Regions from separate parts of the Homo sapiens genome. Here region 2 is linked to region 1. A link is a loop called in an ENCODE intact Hi-C map of the cell type or tissue named here. Cell type or tissue: endothelial cell of umbilical vein. All regions are shown on one strand. Links, peaks and the distances in the headings refer to the core of each region. The heading gives the core; the rest is flanking DNA.

The links. Hi-C counts contacts between places; a loop is a spot of excess contacts. Peaks named below come from ENCODE experiments on the same cell type or tissue, not always from the same donor. Only the 100,000 strongest peaks of a DNase experiment are listed, where the experiment ranks them.
Region 2: a loop joins it to region 1, with 8 times the contacts of the local background. A loop is called at or near these places in 2 of 110 quality-filtered maps.

The regions. Positions count from the first base shown.
Region 1 is chrX:107,019,114-107,035,832 of GRCh38, forward strand. It overlaps the pseudogene EEF1A1P40. Among named protein-coding and RNA genes, the nearest start is that of MORC4, 27 kb to the left of the region's middle. In endothelial cell of umbilical vein, for the core only: a CTCF peak has its summit at 6,616 (motif pointing right); no DNase peak of the experiment used is centred there.
Region 2 is chrX:107,995,325-108,012,043 of GRCh38, forward strand. No RefSeq gene overlaps it. Among named protein-coding and RNA genes, the nearest start is that of TEX13B, 21 kb to the left of the region's middle. RefSeq lists an enhancer at 729-1,434. In endothelial cell of umbilical vein, for the core only: a CTCF peak has its summit at 6,333 (motif pointing left); no DNase peak of the experiment used is centred there.

The DNA of each region.
Region 1 (16,719 bases), core at 3,172-11,171:
GTTTAACACCATCCCCCTGGGTGCTGTTCTCACAATAATGAGTGACTTCTCACCAGATCTGGTCATTTAAAAGCATGTAGCACTTCCCCGTCTCTCCTGCCTGCTATGGCTGTGTAAGACACGTCTGCTTCCCTTTTATCTTCCACCATGATTGAAAGTTTCCTGAGGCCTCCTCAGAAACCATCATGCTTCCTGTACAGCCTGTAGAACCATGAGCCAATTAAACAGCTTTTCTTTATAAATTACCCAGTGTTGTGTATTTCTTTAGAGCAGTGTGAGAATGGACTAATACACTCCACCACTCAACATTGCCACATTGGGGATCAAATTTCAACATGAGGTTTAGAGAGGACAAACATCCAAAACATAGCATTCTTCCCCTGGCCCCACAAAACTCAAGTTCTTCTCACATGCAACATACAATCACTTTATCCAAGAATCCCAAAAGTCTTAACTAGTTTTAGCATAGACTCAAAAGTTCAAAGTCTTATCTGAGACTCAAGTTAAGTTCCTTCCAGCTATGAGCCTGCAAAATAAAAAACAAATTATTTACTTCCAAGATTCAATGGTTTTAAGGGCATTGGGTAAACATGCTCATTTCCCACAGGGAGAAATTGGCCAAAAGAAAGGGGTAACAGGCCCCAGACAATTCCAAAACCCAGCAAGGCAGACATTAAACCTTAAAGCTCCAAATAATCTCCTTTAACTCCATGTCCCACATCCTGGGCATGCTGGTGGGAGGGGTAGACTTCCAAGGCCTCAGGCTGCCCCCGTCCCATGACTTTGCTGGACACAGCCCATGTGGCCACTCTCTTAGGGTTGGAATCTAATGCCAGCAACTTTTCCAGGCTGAGGTGGTATGCTGCCAGTTGTTTTACCATTCTAGAGTCCAGACAGAAGCCCCACCCCTGCAGCTCCACAGGGCCTTTACCCAATGGGGACTCTTGGTGGTAGCTCCACTCCTGGGACAGGTTTCTGCCTGGGCACCCAGGTTTTCCAATACATCCTCTAAAATCTTGGTGGAGGCAGTCACATCTCCATAGCTCTTTCATTCTGTGGACCCGCAGAATTAACTCCATGTTGACATCACCAAGGCTTATGGCTTGTGCCCTCCATAATGGTAGCACAAGTATCTGGGGTCATTGGGGCCATCTGAGCCACGGCTGCTCCTGCCAGAGTGGCCCAGATTTTGGGGTCATTTTTTACATACTCTTGACTATTAGCACCTGGATCCCTTTTAGTTTTGCTAATCTCCTTACTAAAGGGTGTCTCAGCTGCACCCTTCAGCTGTACCAAATGGCCACTGACTATCTTAAGTTCAGTCTCGCATATCCTCCTTTGAGTCTGCCTTATCATCATGCTGATTCCCTCAGTAATAATTTGAATAAATCTTTGTATATGCACACTACTTTTTTTTTTTTTTAAGCATTGAGCTGGGCATGGTGGCTCACACCGGTAATCCCAGCACTTTGGGAGGCCAAGGTGGGTGGATCACCTGAGGTCAGGAGCTCGAGAGTGGCCTGACCAACATGGTGAAACCCCTTCTCTACTAAAAATACAAAAAAATTAGCCGGGCATGGTGGCATGCCCCTGTAATCCCAGCTACTCAGGAGGCTGAGGCAGGAGAATCACTTGAACTCAGGAGGTGGAGATTGCAGTGAGCCCAGATTGCGCCACTGCACTCCAGCCTGGGCGATAGAGTGAGACTACGTCCAAAAAAAAAAATTGATTAGATAATACTGGGTATGTAGATTAACTTGACCTGTCTGGAACATGAATATATGAACATCTGTTCTACAAGTACATGACTTTAGTCACTTATTATGACATGTTAAATGACAGAAAATAACTATAGATTTAGTAACTGGTCTCCATTGAAAAATTTGTAAGGTACTCAGTTTTATAATTTTTTTTTAAGAGACAGGATCTTGCACTATTGCCCATACTGGGTGGTGCAATCATAGCTCACTCTAGCCTTGAACTCCTGGGCTCAAGCAATCCTTCTGCCTCAGCCTGTCCAGTAGCTGAGACTATAGGCACACACCACCATGCCTTGCTGATTTTTAAAATGTTTATGTTTTGTAGAGACAGAGGTTTCACTATGTTGCCCAGGCTGGTCTTGAACTCCTGGCTTCAAGAAATCCTCCCACCTGGGTTCCTAATTTATAGAGACAGAAAGTACATTATTGGTTGATTAGGAGTTGGTGGTCACATGGGAAGAAAAGTGAAGTGACTGCTAATGGATATAGGGTTACTTTTAGGGAGGATGAAAATTTTCTAAAATTACATTGTGGTGATAGTTTCTCAACCCAGTAAATATATTAAAAACATTGGCATGTACATTTTAAATGGGTTAATTTTTTAATGTGAAATACACCTCCAAAAACTTAAAAAACAAATTTGCATGACTTTGACATGATCCTGAGGCTAATGGAACAACTCATATCCAATATGATGTGACTACACATATATCTGTTAAAATAAAATAAATATTCTCTTCTGGTTTATAAGAGAAGGCAACTTACTATATTAATTCAGTGTTTGTCCTCCCATCTATGTGTAATTAGTATTTAAAAATACAAAGCACAGCTAAACAGATAGTTAAGTGAAACAGACCCTATTTGGGTCCTGAAAGGTTGCTTGCCCTAATGAGCCGGGTGCTCCTTGGGAATAAATAGGCACTCGAATCTCCCCTATGCCATACTTTAAAGGGCATGTAAGTTCAAGTACAAATAGTCATCAGCAATTTTTCAGAGCTATTTTTGCTTTTTCCTACAGAGGGGGAAATGGAGCCCAATAATATATGCTATTTATAAGCACTCTTTTTTTTCCTCTAATGGACATTGCTATGTTTTCTGCTTTTGTACTCTATGTTTCCCCCACTTCACTATCTTACTCTGTCACCTTTCTCTAATCTTTTCACAATCATGTTATGTTATAATAGCACCTTACAACAACCTTGGGCCCAGATTTGTGCACCTTGGTTCCTCTTAGCTACTTTTCAAGCACACAGTGAACTGCTGCAATCAAGAGGTTTTGATTTATTTTTTCTACCTCCTTTGCCATATGTTTAATGCTAGTTTGTTTGTATCATTAATCTTGTAATTAAAGTCTTCCTTGGCTGGGCACAGTGACTCACACCTATAATCCCAGCACTTTCGTAGGCCGAGGTGGGGAGATTGCTTGAGCCCAGGAGTTTGAGATCAGCCTGGGCAACAAAATGAGACCTCCATTTCTACATTTTTTTTTAAATTAGCCAGGCATGGGGTGTGAAATGTTACTGTCACGATAAGCCTTTTATATAGCCTATAGTCCCAGTTACTTGGTAGGCTGAGATGGGAGGATCGATTGAGCCCATGAGATCAAGGCTCCAGTGAGCCATGTTCGCACCACTGCACTTGAGCCTGGGCAACAAAGGGAGACTTTGTCAAAAGAAATAAATAAATAAAATAAACAAAATCCCCCAAAACCCTCCTTAGTTGAATTCACAGCCTCTGCACCTACCTGAGCAGTATGTTCTTTCTGACAACTTGAAAGTGATTTTCCTTGATCTGTAAGTCTTGTATCATTCCTAAACCTTGATCCTCAAAAATTGCTTTTAGGTCCACCAGCTGGGAGTTGGAAGGGCAGATACTGTGGTATCTTCCCAGGACAACTTAAAGGCTAGAGCCTCCAAGGGGAAGGACCACTTTCAAGCTATATGTTCATTTCTTTTGATAGTAACTGGGTTGTAATACTGGCTAAAATGTGTTCAGCATAATAACAATAGCCACCAATATGTGACAGGTTCCCCATGGGCAGCCCTTGTTCTTGCTACAGGTCCACCAGGGCATCCCCTAAATGAATGTAATCCAGGGAAAGAGTTTGTATTATGCATCTTTATGAAATTTGATAGTTGTCAAACACCCTTGTTTTTTAATATTCTTCTCATCCATTAGCAATCCTTCTTCTTCTTCATGCAAACTGTTTCTCAAGATTATCCCAATTATCCAGAGATACTCAACTTTTACCTTTATCTTGGCACCCCATTTAGCAAAAGAAAGCCTAGTGATCAGCAAGGAAGCAACAATCTTAGACGCCATGCCTCATGATAATTTTTCCCTCACCCTACTGGCTTTTCAAAGTACTTTATCCAAAAAAGATTATTCTCATATATCTTACACATCATTTTATTGAAATGTTACTGTAGTGATAAGCCTTTTATATACATTTAGAATATTCATATGTTCAGTTTTAGTAGAGACTGCCAAAAGTTTTTCCAAAGTGATTGTATCAATTTAAATTTTTACCAAGAATATATGAGAGTTCCTTTTGCTCCATATCCTCATAATTTGCTAGTGTTAGTTTAATGTCCACATGGATGTGTAGTGGTTTATCATTGTGGCTTTAATTTGAACATACTGATGATTAATGACATGGCCCAGTTTTTAATATGTTTTTTGGCCATTTGTATATCTTTTTTTATTAAGTGCCTCTTCAAGTCTTTTGCCCTTTTTTTTTTTTTTTTTGAGACGAAGTCTCGCTCTGTCACGCTCTGTCATCCAGGCTGGAGTGCAATGGCGAGATCTCAGCTCATGGCAACCTCCGCTGCTCGGGTTCAAGCAATTCTCCTGTCTCAGCCTCCTGAGTAGCTGGGACTATAGGCGCCTGCCACGATGCCTGGCTAATTTTTGTATTTTTGGTAGAGACAGGGTTTCACCAAATTGGTCAGGCTGGCCTCGAACTCCTGACATCAGGTGATCTGCCTGCCTTGGCCTCCCAAAATGCTAGGATTACAAGCGTGAGCCACCACGCCTGGCTTCTGTCTTTTTCTTACTGATTTGTAGTTCTTTATTTTGTATAGTATATGAGTACTTTGTCAGCAATATATTTTTCAAACATTTCCTACTCTGTGGCTTGCTTTTTCACTCTTTTTGTTGTTGTTGTTGTTTTGTTTTGTTTTTGTTGAGACAAAGTCTTGCCCTGTCGCCCAGGCTGGAGTGCAGTGGTACAATCTTGGGCCACTGCAACCTTCACCTCCTGGGTTCAAGTGATACTCCTGCCTCAGCCTCCCGAGTTGCTGGGATTACAGGCATGCGTCACCAGGTCCAGCTAATTTTGTATTTTTAGTAGAGACAAGGTTTCGCCATGTTGGCCAGGCTGGTCTCAAACTTCTGGCCTCAAGTGATCCGCCTGCCTTGGCCTCCCAAAGTGCTGCTGGGATTACAGACGTGAGCCACTGCGCCTGGCCAGCCTTTTCACTCTCTTAATGGTACAATTTGATGATCAGAAGTTCTTAATTTTAATATATTCCAATTTAATATTTCCCTTTAATGGTTAGTGTTATTTTTGCCTCCCATTTAAAAATATTTGTTATTCCAAAAATCATAAATATGCTTTATTATGTTATGCTCTAGAAGCTTTACTGTTTTGCCTCTCACATTTAGATCTACAATCCACCTTGAAATCATTTTTGTATAGGTGTGAGGTTGTGGCTGAGATTCATTTCTTCCTTCATTCCTTCTATAGACCTAGAACAATTAATTTAAAAGAATTCCTTTTCCCACTGCTCTGCAGTGTTATCTTTGTCACAAATCAAATGTCATATGTGTGTGGACCTATTTCTGGACTGTGTTCTGTTCTATTAGTCTATTTGTCTGTCCTTTTGAAAAGGCCACAGTCTTTATTAATGTAGTTTTATAAGTATTGCTATCTGTGTTAATCTTCCCTTTGTTCTTCTACTTTAGGATTGTCTTGGCTATTCTTGGCTCTTTGCATCACTTTCTAAATTTTAGAGTGAGCGTGTCAATTTCCACTCCCTGAAGAAAGAATGTGCTGAGATTTTAATTGGACTATATTATGTTTATAAATCAATTTGGGCAGAACTCACATCTTTGCAATATTGAGTTCTTCAAGAACTTAGTAAATTCCTCCATTTATTTACATCTGCTTCAATTTCTCTCACTAATATTTTGTAGGTTCTTGTGTAGAGGTCTTGTTAATCTAATTCCTAGGTATTTTATGTTATTCTAAATAGTATTTTTAAAATTTTTTCATTTACAATTACTTGTTGCTAGTCTATTGAAATAAAATTGATCTTTTACATAATGACTTTCTATTTAGTAAAATGGCCAAATTCACTTATTATAGTTTTTATCTGTAGATTATTTTGTCTTTCTATATACATACTCATGCCGTCAATACAGTTTTCCATGAATATGTGTGCCTGTGTATATGTATGTAATACAAATGTCCACTGGGAGACTGCAGCAAAGAGATGTCTCTCATGTGATATAAACTAATTTATCCACTGTAGTTATCACTGAGCAGTCACCCTGTTCTTTTCTCCTTTTCTGAATCCCATTTGTCTACAACTGCTGCCTGACGAGCTACTCAGAAAAGCATGACCACTGATACCACCTATAGTGTCAAGTAAACTGTCTCTGCATGCTTCAAAAATGCTCGCTCTTTAGGGTATCAAATCAGTACTGAGTCCCAAGAATAGGCAAAAAGGGCTTTTCCTATTCTGTATTACACTGTGTTGACTTAGATCTAAAGCTAACCCACTTACGCCCAGAATTTCAGAGCCTTTCTTGAATGTTCCCTGCCATTTCTGGTTTGTTCATCCTTCTCTAACCACAAGGGGTCACTCAGTACACAGGGCTGGGAACACATCCTATATTATCACCTCTGTTCTCTTTCTTCATCTCTTTTGGTTCCTCTCCCCAGAATAAACAAACAAACAAACAAACACTTCTCATAGTTTATCAATGGTAACAAATGGATATTAGTATGTGGAGAGTGGAGGGTAGACAGGGAGCTCATTACACTAGCTGCAGCCAACACAAGAGTTCCCATTATACTTTAGCCATAGTAAAATATTCGTAGTCTTTTGATTTAATTGATCCTTCCTTAAAATGGTGTGTGTGTTGGGTGGGGTTGCAGTCGCAAATACAGACATACCTTGCAGATATTGTGGGTTCAGTGCCAGAGCACCACAGTAAAGTGAATGTTGCAATAAAGTAAGTGACAAAAATTTTTTGGTTTCCTAGTGCATATAAAAGTTATGCTTACACTATACTGTAGTGTATTCAGTGTGCAATACCATTATGTCTAAAAAAAACCAATGTACATATCTGAATTAAAAACACTTTATTGGGCCGGGTGTGCTGGCTCACACCTGTAATCCCAGCACTTTGACAGGACGAGGCGGGCAGATCACCTGAGGTCAGGAGTTCAAGACCAGCCTAGCCAACATGGTGAAACCCCATCTCCACTAAAAATACAAAAATTAGGGCATGGTGGTGGGCGCCTGTAATCCCAGCTACTTGGGAGCCTGAAGCAGGAGAATTGCTTGAACCCGTGAGGTAGAGGTTGCAGTGAGCCAAGACTGTGCCATCGCACTCCAGCCTGGGCAGCAAGAGTGAAACTCCATCTCAAAAAAAAAAAAAAACTTTATTGCTAAAAAATGCTAACAATCATCTGAGCCTTCAGCTAGTCATTATCTTTTTGCTGGTGGAGGGTCTTACCTCAATGTTGATGGCTGCTGACTGATCAAAGTGGTAGTTGCTGAAGGCTGGGATGGCTGTGGCAATTTCTTAACATAAGATAAGAAATGAGTTTGCCACATTGATCGACTCTTCCTATCAGGAGAGATGTCTCTGTAGCACACAATGCCATTTGATATCATTTTACCTACAGTAAAACTTTCAAAATTGGAGTCAGTCCTTTCAAACCCTGCCACTGCTTTATCAAATAAGTTTATGTAATATTCTAAATCCATTGTTTTCTTTTCAACAATGTTCACAGCATCTTCATCAGAAGTAAATTCCATTTCAAGGAACTATTTTCTTTGCTCATCCATAAGAAACAACCCTTTGTTTATTCAAATTTTACCATAAGATTGAAGCTATTCAGTCACATCTTCAGGTTCCACTTCTAATTCTAGTTCTCTTGCTATTTCCACCATATCAGCAGTTATTTCCTCCAATGAAGTCATGAACTTCTCAAAGTTGTCCATGAGGGCTGGAATCGACTTCTTCCAAACTCCTGTTAATATTGATATTTTGACCTTGTTCCATAAATCACAAATGTTCTTAATGGCATCTAGAATGGTGAATCCTTTCCAGGTTTTCAACTTCCAGAAGGTTTTCAATTTTCAACTTTGCCCAGATCTATCAGAGGAATCACTGTCTATGGCAGCTATATCCTTATGAAATGTATTTCTTAAAAAAACAGAAATTGAAAGTCAAAATTACTCCTGCAGAATGGATGCTGTGTTAGCAGGCATGAAAACAACATTGATTTCCTTGTACATCTCCATCAGAGCTCTTAGGTGACCAGGTGCACTGTCAATGAGCAGTCATATTTTTAAAGGAATCTTTTTTCTGAGCAATAGGTCTCAATAGTAGGTTTAAAATATTCAGTAAACCATGCTATAAACAGATGTGCTGTCATCTAGGCTTTGTTGTTCCATTTATAGAGCACAAGCAGAGATTTAACATAATTCTTGGGGCCCTAGGATTTTTAGAATGGTAAATGAGCATTGGTATCAACTTAAAGTCACCAGCTGCACTGGCCCCTAAGAAAAGAGTCAGTCTGTCTTTTGAAGCTTTGAAGCCAGGCATTGAATTCTCTCTAGCTATGAAAATGCTAGATGGCATTTTCTTCCAATAGAAGGCTTTTTTCCTGCTACATTGAAAATATGTTGTTTAGTCACTTTCATCAATGATTTTAGCAAGCTCTTCTGGAAAACTTGCTGCAGTTTCTACATCAGCACTTGCTACCTCACCTTACACTTTTATGTTATAGAGAAAGCCTTGTTTCTTAAACCTTATAAATGAACCTCTGCTAGTTTCAAACATTTCCTCCGATGCTTTCTACCTTTCTCAGACTTCATAGAATTAAAGAGAGTTAGGGCATTGCTCTGGATTAGGCTTTGGCTTAAGGGAATGTTGTGGTTGGTGTGATCTTCTATTCAGACAACTCAAACTTTCTCTATATTAGCAATAAAGCTGTTTAGCTTTCTTATCATTTGTGTGTTTACTGGAGTAGCACTTTTACTATTCTGTAAGAACTTTTCCTTTGCATTCACAACTTGGCTAACTGTTTAGCATAAGAGGCCTAGCTTTCAGCCTATCTCAGCTTTTGACATATCTTCCTCACTAAGCTTAATCATTTCTAGCTTTTTATTTAAAGCAAGAGATATGTGACTCTTCCTTTCACTTGAATACTTAGAGGCCATTGTAGAGTTATTAGTTACCCTAATTTCAATATTGTTGTGTCTCAGGATATAGGGAAGCCCAAGGAGAGGGAGAGAGATGGAGGAACACCAGTCAGTGGGGCAGTCAGAACACACACATTTGTGGATTAAGTTTGCCATCTTATATGGGCATAGTTTGTGGTGCCCCAAAACAACTAAGATAGTAACATCAAAGATCACTGACCACAGATCACCATAACAGATATAATAATAATGAAAAAGTTTGAAATATTGTGAGAATTACCAAAATGTGACACGGAGACACAAAGTAAGCACATGCCATTGGGAAAATGGTACCGATAGACACTGGGTTGCCACAAACCTTCAATTTATAAAAAACAAAATATCTGCAAAGTGCAACAAAGTGAAGTGCAATGAAACAAGGTATGCCAGTATGTAGAAACTAGGGCCAGGCACCACGGCTCATGCCTGTAATCCCAGCACTTTGGGAGGCCGAAGCAGGCGGATTGCTTGAGCCCAGGAGACCAGCCTGGGCAACATGGCAAAACCTCATCTCTACAAAAAATACAAAAATTACCTGGTTATGGTGGTGCATGCCTGTAGTCCCAGCTACTAGGGAGGCTGAGGTGGGAGGATCACCTGATCCTAGGAGGTTGAGGCTGCACTGCAGCTTGGGTGACAGAGCAAGATTCTGTCTCAAAACACACACACACACACACACACACACACACACATGAAACTAGGATAATAGAAGGAGGCTATTTGAATGTAACTGTAAACACAGATTGGGACTCCTAGCGTAATGACTTACAGTTATTTTTGGATGCTAGAATGATGCGGGCTTTTCTTGATCCCATACTCCATCCACATGGATTTAAAGCCCTTCCCATCTTCAATGAAAGAACTAAATGGAATAAATAGATAACAAACAATCTAGGTGAGAGACTGAAGCAAAGAAAATGTAGGAGCTCAGAAGAAGAGAGAGGCTTAACAGCAGGAGAGGCCTGTAGAAAAATGAAGAGATGACTCCAAGAGGGAAGTGGTTCCCTAGGAGAAAGGTGACTACATGGATGGCTCCAGGAATTAATACAACGGTTCAACATGTAGGCCAGGTGCGGTGGCTCACACCTGTAGTCCCAACACTTTGCATTGCCAAGGCAGGAAGACTGCTTGAGCCCAGGAGTTTAAGACCAGCCTGGGCAACATAGCGAGAAAAAATTAGCTGGACATGGTGGCTCACAGCTGTAGTCCCAGCTACTCAGGAGGCTCAGGTGGAAGGATCACTTGAGCCTGGGAGGTTGGGACTGCAGTGAGCCATGATCGCGCCACTGCACTCCAGCCTGGGTGACAGAACAAGATTCTGTCTCAAAAAAAAAAAAAATTCAACACACATACATCTGTTAGCAGGATGAGCTACATAGTGTGGAAAAGCTACTTCCAGTTCTGAAAAGAGATCCCTTTCTTGCACATTCTTCTGGGCTCAGGGCAAGTGACTAATTGGCTAAGAGTAAGATTTATCTTTTTGGAAATGTATTTTATTGTGTTCCATTTGGGTATTCAAAACAGTAAAGAAGTTACACCTACCAACTCTGAGTGTTTGGCTTTGAATGGCTTCCAGGGAAGTTGCTGTGTTGGCAGTTTTCTTCATTGGATGCAGAGAATAGAAGTTTCACATTTTGATGCCCTTAGCCATCTTTAGCCCCAAATTAGGTCCTGTGTCTACAGTTATTTCCCTACCCAAATGGCTAATACCACGTTGTAAAACTCTCAAAACCATGGGACTAGTATTTTTGAGGTATAATTAGTTGTTTCTATTGCCCTTACCCAGGTTATAATGTAACATACCTTTAATCAGTACTCATTTATGCTATTCTTCAAGCAAAATATATATTCCTCTGGAAATATCTTACAAAATTTATCCTAGGAGGCCCTGGGTCTTTCCATTAATCAGCCGCTTTAGCTTGCATTCTGTCCATTGTCCATTCCTCTGGGTCTCACTCCTAGTTGGAAGATTGACAGGTTGTTAGGACCAGAGTTGATCACCACCATAGACCCATTCCCTGGAGACCAGCCCCAATTTCTGCTATTTCTCATTCAGAAAAGTATGCTATACTTTGGGAGCTAGATGGCCCTGAACCCTTCATCCAAGATACTTTCAATAGCCTTAGATATGCCTTGTGAAAAACAGCATCACTGTCTTAATCTTAAACCCAAGGCTGTAGAAAATATTGTACTGAATCATAAAATTAATATATGAGTGCTATTGCTAGTAGCACCTATCAGCATTGGTAAGTATACAGATAAGCAGTACATAAGAAAAGGCACACTATAAACATATTCTCTGTAAGAGCCCTTTTAAAGCCAAGAATGATATTTTGTGAATAGGATATTGAATCTCACCTGCAGACAGACTTATACTGGCAATAACTACATACATATATCCTCTCTTCTTAATTGTCCTGATAAACCACAATCCTAATGTAAAAAGAATGGTAAATACAAGTTTTGGGGAGGTCAAAAATGTTAGGATGGAAGCCTAAACAGGTCATCACTGCCTGAAATACCTATCTGTAGGCTTTTTTTTTTTTTTTTTTTTTGAGACGGAGTCTCACTCTTGCCCAGGCTGGAGTGCAGTGGTGTGATCTCGGCTCACTGCAACCTCCACCTCCCAGGTTCAAGTGATTCTCCTGTCTCAGCCTCCCAAATAGCTGGATTACAGGCACCCACCACCATGTCTGGCTAATTTTTTTTGTATTTTTAGTAGAGACAGGGTTTCACCATGTTGGCCAGGCTGGTCTCAAACTCCTGACCTCGAGTATTGGGATTACAGGCATGAGCCACCATGTCTGGCCATACAGGCCTTTTCTGGCTAATCCCTAAAGGGGTAGAATGACCTGGCTATCTGGTCATTGAAATACCCCATTTTAAATCTAGTAACTCCAAGTCAGTTCATAAAGGGGTTTCAGAAATCTGTAATGCCCATTGAACCTCAAGAACATCCTTAATTAATATAATTGCTGAACAGAGACAGTTGATAAGAACAAAAATCTTTTGAAAATCTGTGATCATCTCCAGTCGTGGCATAATATGCCCTATGTAATCCAGGACTGGTAGAATTGGCATTTGCCAATGAATACCTTCAGGCTTGCATTTTGCAAAGGGTTCCATATTAAGAGCAGTTATCATTAATTCTCCTCCAAATTCCTGGCAAATATAATTATACCATTTAAATAAACTAACATCACCAGGTAATTCCAATTACCAATCACTTTTTCCATCAACTGCTGGAATATAGTAGTTCCTTCACAAAGATAACTTGGAGCAGCCTTTCGGACTGATAAATTCCCACAAGACAGATGAAAGCTTCCTTTTAATTGCTCACTTCATCCATAGGAATTTAATAATATTTACACCTCCAGTCCAACAAATATTAACTCATTACAATATACATGGTAGTTGATATTTCCTTTTACAAATGAGGAAACTGAGACACGGAGAGATTAAATGACTAACCCAAGCACACACACTAGTTACTGGTGGAGCTGAGATGTGAACCCAAATATTGAGTCTTCACTCTTAATGTCTACTTTTCAATCTTACTAGATAGTTTCTTAAATGAGTAAAGATTCCCGCAACTGCGTCTCATGCTTGTCACCTTGAATACACCCACCCCATTGACAGAGGGAGAAAAGTTTACTCTTGGCTTAGAATTTCCTCCTCAATCTCACCATCCTCTCTTCAGGTGTTAGTGAGTTCTCCTAACTAAAACTGTCTGCATTTAACCTAGGGGACCAGGGAGTGTTCTTATCCAGGATAGAAATATGGGTTGGGGCAATGGGACAATGCCAAAAGAGAGTTGTAAAAAACCATCATTACACTCAAGCCAAAATAGGAAAGGGTAAAAATCTATACATCATTATCATAGCCATTGGCATATAGGCCCTGCCAAGTCCACCAATATTGGCCATCTGGTTTGCAAATACAGTGGAATTGATAAAAGAACCATTGAGAAGTTTGAGAAGGCAGTACCTGAGCTGGGAAAGAGATCCCTCAAATAAGCCTGGGCCTTGAATAAATCGTTAAGTTAAACATGAACGTGATGGCATCACCAATATCTTTCTATGGACATTCAACACCTTCAAATCCTATGTGCTCATCATTAATGTCTCAGGACACAAATGTTTTCTTCTAAAACATTTACACATACACTTAAGCCTGATGGAATTGGCTAACATAAAATAATTGTTTGTTTTAAAAAATGAATTCCACCGAGACACTCTACAACCGGGAAATATATGACAAAATTGTTAAAGAACCCAGCCCTTACTTTTCAAAAATGGCTACAACCCAAACAGTAGTATTTGCTCTAATTTCTAATTGAAATGGGAAAAATATGCTGGAGTCAAGCTCTAAAATAACTTCATCAAATGGATGGGAATTAATATATAAGGATGACATTGCTTGAAATACACTGCATGAAGCTTTGGATTCCATCCTGAAGGAGGAAACATCTAAAACTGTCTAACTTAGCTACAAAAGTTTAAGTGTAAGACTAGCTAATGATAACAATGCATCATAAAAACTTTAGATGAAAAGAAATATTTTGTGGATCATTTATTTTGTGGAAATTTGTAACAGACTATGTCAGTTTCCTACCCAAAAATTACTAGTCCCATCCCTTGCTGGCAGAGGTATCATTAATTACATACAAGCCAAAATACCAAGCAATCCTTATTTATTTATTTATTTATTTTGAGATGGACTTTCACTCTTCTCGCCCAGGCAGGAGTGCAGTAGCACGATCTCGGCTCACTGCAACTTCCGCCTCCCAGGTTCAAGCGATTCTCATGCCTCAGCCTCCCGAGTAGCTGGGATTACAGGAGCCCACCACCACACCCGGCTAACTAAGTGTCAGCCATTCTGAATATTTTGTTGATGAATACTGGATTTTTAAAATTTCTTTAATTTTTTTTGAGTTTTGTCTAGGGGTGTTGTTAAATTATGTGAAGACACAGAGAGAAGACAGCCATCTACAAGCCAAGAAGAGAGGCCTCAGAAGAAAACAATCCTATGGACACCTTGATCTGACTTCTTGCCCAGGAATGTGAGAAAATAAATTTCTGTAATGTAAGCCACCCAGTCTGTGGTACTTTGTTACAGCAGCCCTAGCAAACTAATAAATTGCCCACTAAAGCATCATAACTGATAAAGAATGTAGTTATCAGTTTATAAGATTGACACTCTAAAAATGGAAACAACCTGACCAAAAGCTACCACAGATTTTTTGGAACAATTTAAACAAAGTTAATATAAAGCAAAACAAGACAAAAACAAATAAGACCAAGTGTTGGGGTTCCACCTTAAATGACTGTAAAACAGGACAAAACGTACAAAATAATTTTTTCTTTTTTCTTTTTCTTTTTTTCTTTTTTTAGATGGATTCTCGCTCTGTTGCCCAGGCTAGAGTACAGTGGCGTGATCTCTGCTCACTACAACCTCCGCCTCCCAGGTTCAAGTGATTCTCCAGCCTCAGCCTCCTGAGTAGCGGGGATTATGGGCATGTGCCACCACGCCCAAATAATTTTTTTATTTTTTAGCAGAGACGGGGATTTCGCCATATTGGCCCGGCTGGTCTTGAACTCCTGACCTCAGGTGATCTGCCCACCTCGGCCTCCCAGAGTGTAGGGATTATAGGCATGAGCCACGGTGCCTGGCCCAAAATAATGGTTTTCATACATTGAACAATAGGCAGTGCAGGACAGCTATCTTCAAGAAAAGGGGAAAAAAAAGAGGTTAAGTCCTAAAATTTCCCAGCTTACTGCCTGGTAATATCCCTGAATTGAGGGTACAGAAAATTCAAAGAGATGGAGACACCTAGAATTTGAAAGGCACAGTACTGGACATGAGAGAGTTGAAGTTTGGGGGTTGCGGGAGAAGGAAGGGAGAGAGAGAGAGAGAAAATGGAGGAGGGAGCGGCAAAGCATGAACACTGGAGATCTGTGGAAAGTTTTCCTTAAATCTTTAGCTGAGTACTGATTATACATGTGAGGAAAATACCTGAGGCTGGGATGGAGAGGTGGTGGTGTACGATGGAAAGGAGTAGGAGGAGCAATCCTCAGAGCTCAGTTGGGGTGAGGAATAATTTGTACTCACACTAGCCAGAGTGGAAAACATAATTCCAGGGCACCAGGAGCCACAAAGGTATTACCTCAGTAGTGGGGACAAACTAGCTCTAGACTAAAAGCTGCTCTGATCTTACCCTAACAAAGTTTAAAAGCAAGCCTCAATAGTATCCCATGATTTTCCAAGTAATTTAACAACACCCCTAAACAAAACTCAAAATAAAATAAAATAATTTTAAAAATCCGTTTCTCATCAACGAAATATTCAGAATGGCTGACACTTAATTAAAAAAATTACTTGGCATGCAAATAAGCATGAAAATGCAACCCATAATGAGGATAAAAGTGAATCAATAGAAAGACACACTAAGGAAACATATGATAGAATTACTGGGCACCGACATTGAAACAGCTATTATAACTATACTCCATATATTCAAAAAAGTAGGGGAAAGTGTGAACATGTTAAAAGACATGGAAGACCCAAAGTGCACTTTATCAGAAAAATACAATTTCTGAGATGAAAAATACCTTATATGGGAGTAACAGCAGATTAGATATTGCAGAAGAAAGATTGGTTACTTTGAAGACATAGCAAAAGAAAAAAACATAATACAGAGAAGAAAGACTAAAAAATTGATAGGGCATCATTAAGTTCTGTGGGACAACTTAAAGAAGTCTAATACATGTGTAAATAGAGTTCAAGAAAGGAAGAGAAAACTATTTGAAGAAACAATGGCAGAAACTATATGATAAAAATCTGTAAGGCCACAAATCCTAAAAGCTCAATGAATCTCAAGCACAAGAAATATAAAGAACAATACACCAAGGCATATCTTAAACTGCTTAAAACCAGTGATACAGGGAAAATATTAAAAGCAATCAGAGAATACATTACATTCAGAGACACATTACTTTCACAAGAATAAAGATAAGAATGACAGTAGATTTCTCATTGAAAACAATGAATGCTAGAAGAGGGAGGATAAATATATTTAAAGTAGGGAGAAAAATACACTCTCAACTTAGGCAAAATATCTTTCAAAACCAGAATAAATTAAAAATGTTAACAGACACTTCTCAAAAGAAGACATTTATGCAGCCAAAAAACACATGAAGAAATGCTCATCATCACTGGCCATCAGAGAAATGCAAATCAAAACCACTATGAGATATCATCTCACACCAGTTAGAATGGCAATCATTAAAAAGTCAGGAAACAACAGGTGCTGGAGAGGATGTGGAGAAATAGGAACACTTTTACACTGTTGGTGGGACTGTAAACTAGTTCAACCATTGTGGAAGTCAGTGTGGCGATTCCTCAGGGATCTAGAACTAGAAATACCATTTGACCCAGCCATCCCATTACTGGGTATATACCCAAAGGACTATAAA
Region 2 (16,719 bases), core at 2,851-10,850, 980 kb after region 1:
GCCCAGAATATATACTTCTGCTCCACTGCAGAAATATAAAAAAATGTAACCAAATGTGGTAGCATGTGCCTATAGTCACAGCTACTCAGGAGGCTGAAGCAGGAAGACCATTTGAGTCCAAGGAGTTTGAGGATGTAGTGCACTATGATCATTCCTGTGAATAGCCACTATACTCCAACCTGTCTGTCTCTTAAACAAACAACCAAAACCAAAACAAAACAAAACAAAAAAACTTCACTCCAGCCTGGGCAGCAGAGTGAGACCCAGTCTAAAAACACAAAAACAAAAAAGAGTAAAGAAATAAGAGTCCCTAAATTTAAAGGCACAAAAATATTGCATCAGGAAAAATGGCAGGTAGGAGGAAGGACTAACTTGCAGCTCCCACTTGGATGGACAGGGTAGTGTGCAGAGGAGACTCAAATCGTGAACTTTTGCTCCAAGAACTACTGCAGGAACATACCAGGAAAGCTGAGAGAATCCACAGACCCTTTGAAAGAAGTGGCTTGCTGCTGCAGGCTCTGTGAGACAGATGAAAAACTGTGAGCGCCCAAAGTGTGAGAGGGGGAACATTTGCCCCTAAACACATATCCTCACTGGGGATCCTGAAGATCCAGATCATGGGAGAAGGATTTGACCTTACCTGGAGCTGAGTTGAATTTAGAGAGCTGAGCAAAATACAGGGATATAGGAGGCAATGGGAAGAGCCCTGTGGGCACTCTCAGTCCCCAGGGAAGCCATTCCTGACTTTGTCTCACAGGAATCCATGGGGTGGGCTGTCAGTGGAATTGGGGAAAGCCCACAGGGAGAAGGAAACTTCTAGCTGAACTGGGTAACAATTTTGACTGAATGCAAAGTTTCCTGGACAGAATCCATGGGAGGGAGCAAACGGGGAGTGTGGATACAAGCAAGGTAACTGTGGCAGGCAGGGAAGCATGAACCCTGAAAGCCCTACTTGCTTTCTCAGTGGGGAGGCTTGTAGCCTGGGGCAAGTTCTCAGCCCTGCTCACCAGCTGCCTGGGAACAAACTCAGTGCAGTTGGCGGGGGCATGGTGGAAGTAAGACTGGCCTTTTGGGCTGTGTGGGAGCCCGGTGAGACCTGTCACTGCTGCTTTCCCCCACTTCCCTGGTGACCTGTATGACACAGCAGAGACAGCCATAGTCTGTTGCGGGAAGTCAGGGACCCCAAACGGAGGGACCGGCTAAAGCCATGACAGAAGAATGTGGATTGTGAAGATTTTATGGACATTTATTAGTTCCCCAAATTAATACTTTTGTAATGTCTTATGCCTGTCTTTACTGCAATCTCTAAACATAAATTGTAAAGATTTCATGGACACTTATCACTTCCCCAATCAATATCCTTGTGATTTCCTATGCCTGTCTTTGCTTTAATCTCTTAATCCTGTCAGCCAAGAAGGATGTGTATCATCTCAGGACCCTGCAATAATTGCGTTAAGTACACAAATTGTACAGCATGTGTGTTTGAGCAATATGAAATGTGGGCACTCTGAAAAAAGAACAGGATAACAGCAATTGTTCAGGGAATAAGAGAGATAACCTTAAACTCTGACCGCCGGTGAGCTGCGCAGAACAGAGCCATATTTCTCTTCTTTCAAAAGCAAATGGGAGAATTATCACTGAATTCCTTTTCTCAGCATGGAACGTCCCTGAGAAAGAGAATGCGCACCTAGGGGTAGGTCTCTGAACTGGCCCCCCCGGGGCGTACCTGTCTCTTATGGTCGAGATTGCAGAGGTGAAATAAACTCCAGTCTCCCATAGTGCTCCCAGGCTTATTAGGAAGAGGAAATTCACACCTAATAAACTTTGGTCAGACCGGTTGATCTCAAAACCCTGTCTCCTGATAAGATGTTATCAATGACAATGGTGCCCGAAACTTCATTAGCAATTTTAATTTCGCCTCCATCCTGTGGTCCTGTGATCTCGCCCTGCCTCCACTTGCCTTGTGATATTCTATTACCTTGTTAAGTACTTGATGTCTGTCACCCACACCTATTCGTATACTCCCTCCCCTTTTGAAACTCCCTAATAAAAACTTGCTGGTTTTTGTAGCTTGTGGGGCATCATGGATCCTACCAACGTGTGATATCTCCCCCGGACACCCAGCTTTAAAATTTCTCTCTTTTGTACTCTGTCCTTTTATTTCTCAAGCCAGCCGATGCTTAGGAAAATAGAAAAGAACCTACGTGATTATCGGGGCAGGTCCCCCGATAATAGTCCCCCTGGGAACGTAATTCCATTGGCCTGATAACCACACTCCCATCCGCCACAGCAGCCACAGCAAGCTCTGCCTAAGGAGAGTCTGAGCTCAGACACAACCAACCGTGCCTCCACCTTATGGTCTTTCTCAACCCACCCTGGTAGCTGAAGACAAAGGGCATAATCTCTTGAAAGCTCTATGGCCCCACCCTCTGCCTGAGACACCCCGAATACTTATCCACCTGACCCTAGGGCAAGCTTATATCCTCCCTATACTACCGCAGCTGACATTGTCTTGAAAGCACCACCTCCTGGCTGGAGGCCAACCAACACAAAACCAGTGCACTAAACAGAACTACAACCAAGGACCCTCACAGAGTCCACTTTACTCCCCTGCTACCACCAGTGGAGATACACAGGTGCACAAATGGCTAACAAACATATGAAAAAATGTACAACATCACTAAACCACGAGATGCAAATCAAAACCATGATGTGATACCACCTTACTCCTGCAAGAATGGCCATAATAAAAAAATAAAAAACATAGATGTTGGCGTGGATGTGGTGAAAAGGGAACACTTTTACACTGCTGGTGGGAATGTAAACTAGTCCCAGCCACTATGGAAAACAGCCTGGAGATTTCTTAAAGAACCAAAAGTAGATCTACCTTTTGATCCAGCAATCCCATTACTGGGTATCTACCCAGAGGAAAATAAGTAATCATACTAAAAAGATACTTGCACACATATGTTTATAGAAGCACAATTTGCAATTGTAAAAATGTGGAATCAGCTGAAATTCCCATCAGTCAACTAGTGGATAAAGAAAATGTGGTATATATATACCATGGAATACTACTACTCAGCCATAAAAAGGAATGAAATAATGGCATTTGCAGTAACATGGATGGAATTGGAGACCATTATTCTAAGTGAAGTAACTCAGGAATGGAAAACCAAGCATCATATGTTCTCACTCTTAAGTGGGAGATAAGTTATGAGGACACAAAGGCATAAGAATGACACAATGGACTTTGGAGACTCAGAGGAAAGGGTGGGAAGGGGATGAGGGATAAAAGACTACACATCGGGTATAGTGTACACTGCTTGGGTGATGGGTGCACCAAAATTCCAGAAATCACCACTAAAGAACTTATCCACGTAACCAAACACCACCTATTGCCCAAAACTCTATTGAAACAAAAAATAAAAAGCAAAAAAAAAAAAATTGAATCAAGAAAAAAACGTGTTTTGTATCAATTTGCTAGGCACCTTGCAAGGAGTTGAGGAGTTGTTAACAAAACAGACATTATCTATTAAGATTACTATATAACTATAGTAATCAAGACAGTATGGTGTTGGGGTGTCCACTTTTTTGCACAAGTAATTCAATGGAGGAAGGATAGACTTTTCACCAAATGATATTGGAGCAATTGGACATTCATAGGCCAAAACAAAACAAAAAGCCCCAGCCTAAGCCTCATACAAAAACTAACTCAAAATGAGTCATGAACTTAAATGTAAAATGTAAAACTGTAGGCCAGGTGCAGTGGCTCACGCCTGTAGTCCCAGCACTTTGGGAGGCCGAGGTGGGCAGATCATGAGGTCAGGAGATCAAGACCATCCTGGCCAACATGGTGAAACCCCATCTCTACTAAAAATACAAAAATTAGCCAGGTGTGGTAGTGCACACCTGTAGTCCCAGCTACTCGGGAGGCTGTGGCAGGAGAATTGCTTGAACCTGGGAGGCGAAGGTTGCAGTAAGCCGAGATCGCACCACTGCACTCCAGCCTGGCAACAGGGCGAGACCCTGTCTCAAAAAAAAAAAAAAAAAAAAAAAAAAAAAGTAAAATTGTAAAACTTTAGGACAAACAGAGGAGAAGAACATAGGAGAAGACCTCTAGGATCTAGACCTAGTCATAGGTTCTTTGGTTTGACACCAAAAGAACAGTGTATAAAAGGAAAAAAATAGAGGAAACTGTTCTATACCTTGAGTGTATTAATGTCAATATTCTGAGTATGATATTATACTATAGTTTTCTAAGATGTTACCATTGGGAAAAACTAGGTGGGGGGTACCTGAGATTGTTCTGTATTACTTCTTATAACTGAATATCAATCTACAGTTATTTCAAAATAATTCAATTTTAAAAAGCTAAGGGAGGTGAACATTTCAAGAAGGAGGAAATTATTAACTGGTTCAAAGCCTGCCAAGAAGTCAAGTAAGTTGAAAAATGAAAAAAAGTTTGACAATATGGAGGTTATTGTGACATGAACAAGAACTTTTCTTGCTGTAGTAAAGGAGCCGGAAAGCAGGTAGAAGTAGACTGAGCTTGCTCCTTCTCTCGCCATGTGACATACCTGCTCCTCCTGTGCCTTCCACCATGAATAAAAGCTTCCTGAGGTCCTGACCAGAAGCAGATGATGGTGCCATGCTACCTGTACAGTCTGCAGAACCATTTTTTAAAAATTTTATATATATATATAAATAGATAGATAGAGGCAGAGAGATAGATAGAGGCAGAGAGAGAGAGAGACAGAGAGAGAGACAGAGACAGAGTGTCACTCTGTCGCCAAGGCTGGAGTGCTGTGGCAAGATAGCTCACTGCAACCTCCGCCTCCTGGGTTTAAGCGATTCTCCTGCCTCAGCCTCCTGAGTAGCTGGGATTACAGGCACCCGCCACCATGCCCAGTTAATTTTGTATTTTTAGTAGAGACAGGGTTTCACCATGTTGGCCAGGTTAGTCTTGAGCTCCTGACCTCAAGTGATCTGCCTACCTCGGCCTCCCAAAGTGCTGGGATACAGGCGTGAGCCACTGCACCTGGCCAGAACCATTATTTTAATGGTAATGCAATTTCCATTAATAAAGCTGATTCCAACATTCATGGTGTTTAAATGTGAACTTTTAAGTTAAGATGGTGGATGAGAGGCTTTTAGTGTGCCTTAGCCACTTGGAAATAGCAAAACAGTGTATAAAGATAAACTCTATGAGCTTTAATTCAAGAAGGAAAATGGGAATTCCCTGGAATCATGATGGACATCCCAGATCTCAGGGAGGAGGATATGGGCAAACAGCCCCCATGACATTGTCCAGCTGATAAGAGCCTGGGACAAGAGAAGATCTGCTACAGCTGCAATTTCTCTTGGGTGATGAGACTTGCTGCCAGGGCTGGCTTGGCAACCTGGAACTGGTGTGCATGTGTCATTGCTGGGTTCCCTAGCCTGCTCCCCTGAGATTGTGGGGCAGTGGAGCCCTCTCTGCTCCACCCCCATGCAGAACTCCAGGCATTCGGAGCACCTGCTCACATGTACTGGCAGCCTGAGTTGCCCCATCCCTCTTGGGAATAGGTTGTGGTGCAATGGATCCCTCTCTGCTCCATGTCCAGGCAGAGCTCCAAACACTCAAAGCTTCTGCTTGCCCAGATTGACAGCCTGAGTCACTTCACCCTTCCTATTCAGAGATCTAGGTGCAGAGGGCCCTCTCTGCTTCATGCCCAGGCAGATCTCCAGGCATGCAGAGCACCTGCTTGTCTGGTTCAGCAGCCTGACACCCCACTCCTATGCAGAGATCATGGTGCAGGGGGGCCCTCTCTGCTTCACGCCCAGGCAGATCACCAGGTATTAGGAGCACCCATTTGCCGGGGTCAGCAGTCTGAGTTGCCTGCCCCTCCTGTGCAGAGGTTGTGGTGCAGTGGGGCCCTCTGCACTCCACACCCAGGCAGATCTCCAGGAATCTGGAGCACCCACTCTCTTGGATTAGGAGTTTAGGCCATCTCCTCCCCCGTGCAAAGAACTTGTGACATAGGAGGTTTCCCAGCACCATGCCTAGGCACACCTCTGGGCACTTGGTAACCGCTAACTGGATTCTCCATTGGTGCTGGTGCTTGTGCCTGTCATCAGAGGAACCTGTAGGTGGGCTGTGGCCTGGCCATCTTGCCCCCTGCCAACCCGGGGCTGAACAGGAAGCTCAGATCACTGTGCACTCCGTGGATCAGCCCATCGCCTGAAGCAATATACAGTTTCTCCCAGTAAACAAAGATGAAATATATACCCAGCCGCATTGACGGCAGCTGGCTCTTACCTATAAGCGCCATCTACTGGCTTACAAGTCAAACCGCATAGCCCAATAAAAACCTGCTTACAGAAGTGCATAGGGCTGTAGGAGCAAAGCCAAAAGACGCTCCCCACCAGTCACACACCCTAGAAAGGCGGAGAAAGGGAAAAGGAAAGAAAAAATATAATAATATCATAGGAAAATAGACAAAAAATCCTACCTGTAAAAAATAATTAAAAAATTAGAAAGTGCTAGTGTCTCTAGAAGAGAAGAAGCCATTGCAAGAATTCTGACACCATGAAAAACCTGAATGTAGTGAAACTACCAAAGAATCACACTAGCTCTCCAGCAATGGTGGCTAATCAAAATGGAAACTCAGAAACAACAAAGAATTCAAAGCATGGATTGCAAGAAATCTCAATGGAATCCAAGACAAGACTGAAAATCAACACAAAGAAATTTCTAAAGCAATCCAGGAAATGAAAGATATAAACATCTTAAAAAGAAATCAATCAAAGCTTCTGGAATAGAAAAACTCACTTAAGGAATTTCAAAATGCAACTGAAAGCTTTATCAATAAACTAGACCAAGCAGAAGAAATAATTTCAGAGCTTGAAGACCTGTTTTTTGAACTAACCCAGTCAGACAAAAATAAAGAAAAAAGAATTTAAAAAATAAAGTCTATGAAAAATGTGGGACTATGTAAAGTGGCCAAAACTATGAATTGTTGGCTTTTCTGAGAGAGATGGAGAAAAAAGTAAACAACCTGGAAAATATATTTGAGAGAATAATTCAAGAAAAATTCTTAAATCTTGCTAGAGAAGTAGACATCCAGATACAAGGAATTCAGAGAACACCTGTGAGATACTATACAAAGTGATCACCACCAAAGCATATAGTCACCAGATTTTTCAAGGTCAACACTAAAGAAAAAAATCTTAAAGGCAGCTAGAGTAAAAGGTCAGCTCATATACAAAGGGAACCCCATCAGGCTAATGGCAGACTTCTCAACAGAAACCTTGCAAGCCACGAGAGATTGGGGGCCTAGTTTAGCCTTCTTAAAGAAAAGAAATTCCAACCAAGAATTTCCTATCCTGCCATGCTAAGCTTCATAAGCAAAGGAGAAATAAAATATGTTCCAGACAAGTAAGTGCTAAGGCAATTTGCTACCACTAGACCAGCCATACAAGGGATCCTTAAGTGAGTTCTAAACATGTAAATGAAATATGATACCTGCCAAAAAACACACTTAAGTACATAGCTCACAGACCCTATAAAGCAACCATACAATTGAAAGTACAAAGAAACCAGCTAACAACTTCACACTTTTCTCAAAACCTCACATATTAATGTTGACCTTGAATATAAATGATCTAAATGCCCCCACTTAAAAGGCACAGAGTGGCAAGTTGGATTAAAAAAAGATCCGTCCATCTTCTGTCTTCAAGAGACTCATCTCACACTTAATGATGTTCATAGGCTCAAGGTAAAGGGTTGGAGAAAGGTCTATCACATAAAAGGGAAACAAGCAAGAGCAGGAGTCACTATTCTTACATCAGATAAAAGAGACTTTAAACCGACAACAGTAAAAAAAGACAAAGAAGGGCATTACATAATGTCAAAGGGTTCAATTCAACAAGAAGACTTAATTATCCTAAATATATGCACACACCAACATTGCAACACCCAGATTCATCAAACAAGTACTTCTAGATCTATGAAAAAGCTTAAATAGTCACACAATAATAGCGGGGGACTTCAATACCCCACTGACAGCATTAGACAGATCATCAAGCAGAAAACTAACAAAGAAATTCTGGACTTGAGAATTGAAACCAAAATGACACTTGACCAGTTGGATCTAATAGACATCTACAGAATACCCCATCCACTAACTGCACAAAATATACATTCTTCTCAACTGCATACTAAACATACTCTAAGAAAGACCACATGCTTGGCCGTAAAGCAAGTTTCAATAAATTAAAAAAAAATTAAACTCATACCAGCCATACACTTGGAACACAGTGGAATACAAATAGAAATCAATACCAAGAAGATCTCTCAAAACCACACAATCATATGGAAATTAAACGGTTGGCTCCTGAATGGCTTTCGGGTAAACAATTAAATTAAGGCAGAAATTAAAAAAAATTTGAAATAAATAAAAACAGAAACACAACATGACAACATCTCTGGGAGACAGCAAAAGCAGTGTTAAGGGGAAAGTTCATAGCACTAAATGCCTACCTCAAAAAGTTAGAAAAATCTCAAATTAATGATGTGACATCACACTTAGAGGAACTAGAAAAACAAGAACAAACTAACTGAAAATCTAGCAGAATAAAATAAATCAGGGAAAAATTGAGAAAAATTGAGACCAAAATTTCATAAAAAGCATTAAATAACAAACCAAAAGTGTATTTGAAAGGATAAACAGGATTGAAAGAATGCTAGCTACATTGACAAAGAAAAAAGAGGGAAGATCCAAATAAGCACAATCATAAATGACAAAGGTGACATTATAACTGATCCAAGAAATACAAAAGATCCTCAGAGGTTATTATGAACACCTCTATGCACACAAACTAGAAAATCTAGATGAAATGGGTAAATTCCTGAAAACACACAACCTTCCAAGACTAAATCAGGAAGAAACGGAAACTCTGAACAGACCAATATAGAGTTCTGAAATTGAATCAGGAATAAAAAGCCTACCAATCAAAAATGCCCCAGACCAAATGGATTCACAGCCAAATTCCACCAGATGTACAAAGAATAGCTAGTACCAATTCTAGTGAAACTATTCCAAAAAATTGAGGAGGAGGAACTGCTCCCTACTCATTCTATGAAGCCAACACCACCCTAATACCAAAACCTGGCAAAGGCACAACAAGAAAAGAAAACTACAGGCCAACATCCCTGAGAAACATAGATGCAAAAATCCTCGAGAAAATACTAGCAAACTGAATCCAGCAGCACAACAAAAAGTTAATTTATCGCAATCAAGTAGGCTTCATTTCTGGGATGCAATGTTGGTTCAGCAAAGCAATAAAAGTGATTCACCACATAAATAGAATTAAAAACAAAAACCATATGATCATATTGATAGATGTGGGAAAAGCTTTTGATAAAGTCCAATACCCTTCATGATAAAAACCCTCAATATATTAGGCGTTGAAGGAACATACCTCAAAATAATAAGAAACATCAATGACAAACCCACAGCCAACATCATACTGAGCAGGCGAATGCTGGAAGCATTCCCCTTGAGAGTAGGAACAAGAAAAGGATGCCTACTCTCACCACCCCAATTCAACATAATACTGAAATTACTAGCTGGTGCAATCAGGCAAGAGAAAGAAAGAAAATGCATCTGATATAGTTTAAATATTTGTCTTCTCCAAATCTTATGTTAAAATGCAATCCCCAATGTTGGAGGTTGGGCCCAGTTGGAGGTGTTTGGATTATGGGGGCAGATCTCTCATGAATGGCTTGGTGCCGTCTTGGTGGTAAGGAGCAAATTCTCACTCTATGAGTTCATGTGAGATCTGGTTGTTTAAAAGAGTGTAGGACACCCTCCATCTGCTTCCTCTCTTGCCGTGTGATGTGCTGGCTCCCCCTTCACCTTCCACCATGATTGTAAGCTTCCTGAGGTCCTCACCAGGAACATTTGTGGGCACCATGCTTCCTGTACAACATGCAGACCATGAGCCAAAATAAAACCTTTTTTTTCCTTACAAATTAAATTACCAAGCATCAGGTATTCCTTTATAGCAACACAAAAACAGACTAACACAGAATCCAAATAGGACAAGAAGTCGAACTGTCTCTCTTCACTGATGATACGATTCTGTACCTAGAAAACCTTAAAAACTCCAGTGAAGGGCTATAAAACTGATCAAATATTTCAGTACAGTTTGAGGATACAAAATCATTGTATAAAAATCAGTAGCATTTCTATACATCAATAACACTCAAGCCAAGAGCCATTTACAGGAACCACACACACACAAATAAAAACCTAGGAATACATGTAACCAAGGAGATGAAAGATCTCTACAATGAAAACTATAAAACACTGCTGAAAGAAATCATAAATGACACAAATGGAAAAACATTCCACACTCATGGGTTGGAAGAATCAATATTTGTAAAAATGACCACATTGTCCAAAGCAATCTATAGATTCAACACTATTCCTATCAAGCTACCAAAATAATTTTTCACAGAATTAAAAAAAAATTGTAAACTTCATATCGAACCAAGAAAGACCCTGAATGGCCAAAGCAATCCTAAACAAAAAGAACAAAGCCAGAAGCATCATATTACCTGACTTAAAATTATACTATAAGCTACAGTAGCCAAAATGGCCTGGTACTGGTATAAAAACAGCGTATAGACCAATGGAACAAAATGGAGAACCCAGAAATAAAGCCATACACCTACAGCCATCTGATCTTTGACAAAGTTGACAAATATAAGCAATGAGGAAAGGACTTCCTATTCAATGAATGGTGCTGGGATAGCTAGCTAGCCATATGCAGAACAAGGAAACTGGACCCCTATATTTCACCAAATACAAAAAATAACTCAAGGTGGATTAAAAATTTAATGTAAGACTTCAAACTAAGAATCCTAGAAGAAAACCTAGGAAATACCTTTCTGGACATCAGCCTTGGGAAATAATTTGTGACTAAGTCCTCAAGCAATTGTAACAAAACCAAAAATTGACAAGTGGGGTCTACTTAAATAAAGAGCTTCTGCACAGCAAAAGGAACCATCAATAGAGTAAACAGACAACTCACAGAATGGGAGAAAATATCCACAAAGTACGCATCTGACAAAGTCTAATATCCAGAATCTATAAGGAACAATTATAAGAAGCAAAAAACCTAATTACTCCATTAAAAAGTGGGCAAAAGACATGATCAGACACTTTTCAAAAGAAGGCATATGAGCGGCCAATAAACATAAGAAAAAATGTTCATCATCACTAATTATTAGAGAAATGAAAATCAAAATCCTCTCACACTAGTCAGAAGGAATATTATTAAAAAGTTAAAAAAAAAAAAACAACAACAGATACTGGCAAGGCTGCAGAGAAAATGGAATGTGTATACACTGTTGTTGGGAATGTAAATTAGTTCAGCCACTGTGGAAAGCAGTTTGGAGGTTTCTCAAAGAAGTAAAAACAGAATTACCATTTTACCCAGCAGTCCCTTTACTGGGTATAGTCCCAAAAGAAAACGAATCGTTCTATCAAAAAGACACATGCACTCATGTGTTCATCACAGCACTATTCACAATAGCAAAGATATGGAATCAATCTGGGTGCCCATCAGCGCTGAATTGGTTAAAGAAAATTTGGTACATATACACCATGGAATACTGTGCCGTCATAAAAAGAACAAAATCATGTGCTGTGCAGCAACATGGATGCAGCTGGAGACCATTATCCTAAGCGAACTAGTGTAGGAACAGAAAACCAAATACCACATATCTTGTTCTAAGCGGGAGCTAAACATTGGGTACACATGGACATAAAGATGGCAGCAATAAAGGCCAGGCTCAGTGGTTCACGCCTGTAATCCCAGCACTTTGGGAGGCTGAGGTGGGTGGATTGTTTGAGCTCAGGAATTTGAGACAACATAGTGAAACCCCATCTCAAGAAAAAAAAAGAGATTAGCTAGGCATGGTGGCACACGCCTGTAGTTCCAGCTACTTGGGGAGCTGAGGCGAGATTTCTTGAAACCAGGAGGTCGAGGCAGCAGTGAGCTGAGATCACCCACTGCACTCCAGCCTGAGTGACAGAATAAGACCCTGTCTCAAAACACACACACACACAAACCTACAAAAGATGGCAACAATAGAAACTGGGGACTACTGGAGGGGAAAGGAGGAAGGGTGGCAAAGTTTGAAAAATTAACTGTTGAGTACTATGATCACTACTTGGGAGAAGGGATCATTTGTATCCCAAACCTCAGCATCATGCAATATACTCATGTAACAAACCTGCATATGTACCTCCTGAGTCTAAAATTAAAATTGAAATTATATAAAAAAGTAGTGGATTGAGAGGTAAACAGGAGGCCTGGAAGCAAGACACTAGGAAGATACAATTCTTTTAAGAAGTTTGGCTGTGAAGGGGAGAAGGTAACTTGAGTAATGTGTGGAGTTCAGTAAGTTTTTTGGTTTTCGTTTGTTTTAGTGGAGATATGGAAACGTATTTAAACCTATTGGGAAAGGTCTAATGGAGTGGAAAATGTTAAAAAAAAAAAAACTGGAAAGGTAAAGGACCACCAATAGTGCAAGGCTCCTGAAAGATAGAAGATCCAAAGTACGCGTGGGGGATTGCCATTGGAGAGACATAGTAACAACCTTTCTATTCTTTTTTTTGTTGTTGTTAAATAATTGAGATATGGTCTTACTCTGTTGCCTAGGGTGGAGTGCAGTGGTGCTATCACAGCTCACTGCAGCCTCAACCTCCCAGGGCTTGGGTGATCCTCCCACCTCAGCCTCTTGAGTAGCAGGGATCATAGGTGTGTGCCACCACACCCAGCTAATTTGTTGTACTTTTTGTTGAGATGCTGTTTTACCATGTTGCCCAGGCTTGTCTCAAACTCCTGGACTCAAGCAATTCATCCTCCTTAGCCTCCCAAAGTCCTGGGATTACAGTCCTGGGAGTGAGCCACAGTGCCCAGCCAGTAACAGCTTTTCTAATGTAACAGAAGAGAATAAGATGAGAATGGAAGCAGATATTTTTCTCTGTGAAGTAGGAAGAACTGCTGAGAGCAGAGGAGGATGTGAGGGAAGGAGGTGTGTCAGGGAGAACTAGGATTTGACGAGACAAAGAATGTTTGAAATATTTGTTCTGGAGAATTGATTGTCCAGCAGTGCTGGCAACCTATTTCAGACTGATGATCTTAAACTTCTTGTAAACGAGTATGCCCTATTGTGAATTTTTCTAGCAGTGCTCAGGTGCAGGTATCAAAAACACAGTGTATTAGTCCGTTTTCACACTGCTGATAAAGACATACCTGAGACTGGGCAATTTACAAGGAAAGAAGTTTAATGGAGAACTCACAGTTCCACATGGCTGGGGAAGCCTCATAATCACAGTGGAAGGCAAGGAGAAACAAGTCACATCTTACGTGGATGGCAGCAGGGAAAGAAAGAGATTGTGCAGGCAAATTCCCGTTTTTAAAGCCATCACATGTTGCGAGACTTATGCACTATCACAAGAACAGCACAGGAAAGACCCACCCTCATGATTCAATTATCTCCCACTGGGTACCTCTCACAACACGTGGGAATTATGGGAGATACAAAATGAGATTTGGGTGGGGACATAGAGCCAAACCATATCATACCGAATTGTGTTTAGCAAGGTAGAAGTTTTACAAAACAAGTTCAAGGCAAGGGAGCTTAGAGTACTGTCAAGAGTGTTATCAAAATGATGAAGCATGGGATCTAAGTTAAGTAATGAGGGAAATAAAAAAGGAGATCCTTGATAGACTTGGAGGAAGTAGAAGGATCGATAAACTATAGGAGCTGAGAAATGATTGTAGTGTTAGTAGTTGAAAATCTGTGAATAGGGGGTTGTGGCTAGAGGATTGGATGGTACAATTCATGATTTAAACTAACTTGTAATTCTGGAGTGAAGTGGTTTCAGATAATAACAGGATCTCTGGTATGACTATCAGTGTGTGTGGCTAAGGTGAAAGAGAAAAGCCACCTGAGATATGGATTTCAAATAACTGAGTAGTCAGATGTTGCATTGTTTATCCTTGGGGATGTTGAAATCACTGAGGATAGTGGCAGATCTTGAGGTAGGAAGAAAGGATGTGAACAGGGGCCAAAGTCATTGATAAATGAAGGGGAGTGGCCCAAAGGTAAATCTAGGAATGACTAGAAGTGAAAGAGGGGATATAATTGAATGAACTCAAAGCATCAGGTTTGGGTTTTATAGTTTACACTTTTATTTCAGTAGCATAGGAATTTAATGGTCTGAAAGCAGAAATGGGGGCAAGGAGGACACCAACCCTACCCTTCATCTTGCTCTGAGGACAGAAAAGAAAAGCCCTACTCCAAAGGGCTGCAGTGGTGGCCCAGGTTTCACTTAAGGTCAGGGATGAAGGGAACTCTTGATGACAAGGCTGAGGATATAGAAGGGTTTGCTGGATACAGTGAGACAATTCTAGAGGGCACAGAGAAAAATTTCTAGGGCTGGGAGAGGAATGGAGTGCTGGATGAGGAGTAAGGATGTACATGGCATTATAAGGATGATAGTGGAATAGAGGCTAGATGTCAGTTGTAGGAGAAGTGATGACCACTTGGATTTAGCCTCAACAGACTCTTGAGGAGTCTGTGGATTTAGCCTCAACAGACTGTTACAGGGAATGGAAACTAGCCCTAATGGCCAGAGTTTCCTCAGTGTAGCATCTATAGTCTCTACCTATTTGAACTAACATGGTGGTAAACCCAGAAGTTACGGTTTCTGCACTGGTATGATCTGGAATGGCACTAGTCCCAGATGAGGTGGCTTCAGTCTTGATCCTTGTAGCCTCTGGTAGTGGTGTCTTTGGTGGCTAGAGTTCTACTTCTCTGACCAAATCCTTCTACCTCTTTAGTTTTTATGTCTTTGTTGTCACTACAGCTATTCTAGCTCATTTAACTCTCTTATTCTTCAATCTCTCCATTATCTCCCAAGCAATCTATAAGCTGTCTTTTTCATTTCCAGCCCAGACAACCATCTTACCAATATTTTCAACGGCCTTGCCCCTAGTCTGTTCACTGTACTTGTATAATAGCTGAATCCTGAACCTAGATCACACCAAAATGTCTACCTTCTATGTATGGGGTTTGGCTTTAGTCTCAATTGGGTTTTCAATAGTGCTATGGACCCATGTGCCCTTTATTAGCACATTCTCTCACTCTCTCCTTCACCCAAGAAGATATTTAAGCCCTTCACCTGTTTTCCTAAGTTCCTTTGCCCCTGTCTCTCAGCAGATAACTTGGAATCCCACTTAACCATAAATATAGGGGCCAGAAGTAACCTAAACTTCTTGCCACCCAACCTGATACACCCCTCACAAACTTACAGGCATCTAAGGTTAATCATGGCATCTATGCTGTGTATCCTCTTTCCTTCTTAGAAACCTTCAGCCATTATTTGACAACCTTCCCTCCCTGCTTTGTCTCTACTCTCTCTCTCTCTCTCTCTCTCTCTCTCTCTCTCTCTCTCTCTCTCACACACACACACACACACACACGCACATGCACACACCTGCTAGGTACAAATATGCTCAAGTATCATTCAGCTTAAAAGACAAATTCTACAAAAATTAGCCTGGTGTGGTGGCCCATGTCTGTAATCCCACCTACTCAGGAGGCTGAGGTAGGAGAATCTCTTGAACCCCAGAGGCGGAGGTTGCAGTGAGCTGAGATAGCACCACTGCACTCCAGCCCGGGCAACAGAGTGAGACCCTGTCTCAAAAAAAAAAAAAAAAAAAAAGACAAATTATATTTTCACACAAGTGTTTCTCTGATATTTTCTTCATTTGTTATTAAGTCTATTTTGACATAATTAATTATACTTCCAATGCACACTAGCTTGTGTAGGTGTGGAAGGGAGGGAAGGGAAGGGGACAGATGGGAAAGAAAGACAGAAGAGAATAGATGCTGACAAGGAAAGAAATGATGTTTCAATATGGCCTGTAGGAATACCACGTAGGTATTAGAATGTTGCTTACACAGAACATTTATTAATAGGGCAAAGTGTTTATAATGTATTTTAATTGAAAAGTAAGTTACAGACATAGGTGGAGTCAAAATGGCTGAATAGGAAGAGCTCCAGTCTACAGCGCCCAGCGTGAGCGATGCAGAAGATTTCTGCATTTCCAACTGAGGTACCAGGTTCATCTCACTGGGGATTGTTGGACAGTGGGTGCAGGACAGTGGGTGCAGCGCACCGAGCATGACCCGAAGCAGGGTGAGGCATCACCTCACTCAGGAAGCACAGGGGGTCAGGGAATTCCCTTTCCTAGCCAAGGAAAGGGGTGACAGATGGCACCTGGAAAATCAGGTCACTCCCACCCTAATACTGCACTTTTCCAAGGGTCTTAGCATTCGGCACATGAGGAGATTGTATCCTGTGCCTGGCTCGGAGGGTCCTATGCCCACGGAGGCTCGCTCATTGCTAGCCCAGCAGTCTGAGATCAAACTGCAAGGCAGCAGCGAGGCTGGGAAAGGGGCGCCTGCCATTGCTGAGGTTTGAGTAGGTAAACAAAGTGTCTGGGAAGCTCGAACTAGGTGGAGCTGAACACAGCTCAAGGAGGCCTGCCTACCTCTGTAGACTCCACCTCTGGGGGCAGGGCATAGCCAAACAAAAGGCACCAGAAAACGCTGCAGACTTAAATGTCCTTGTCCAACAGCTTTGAAGA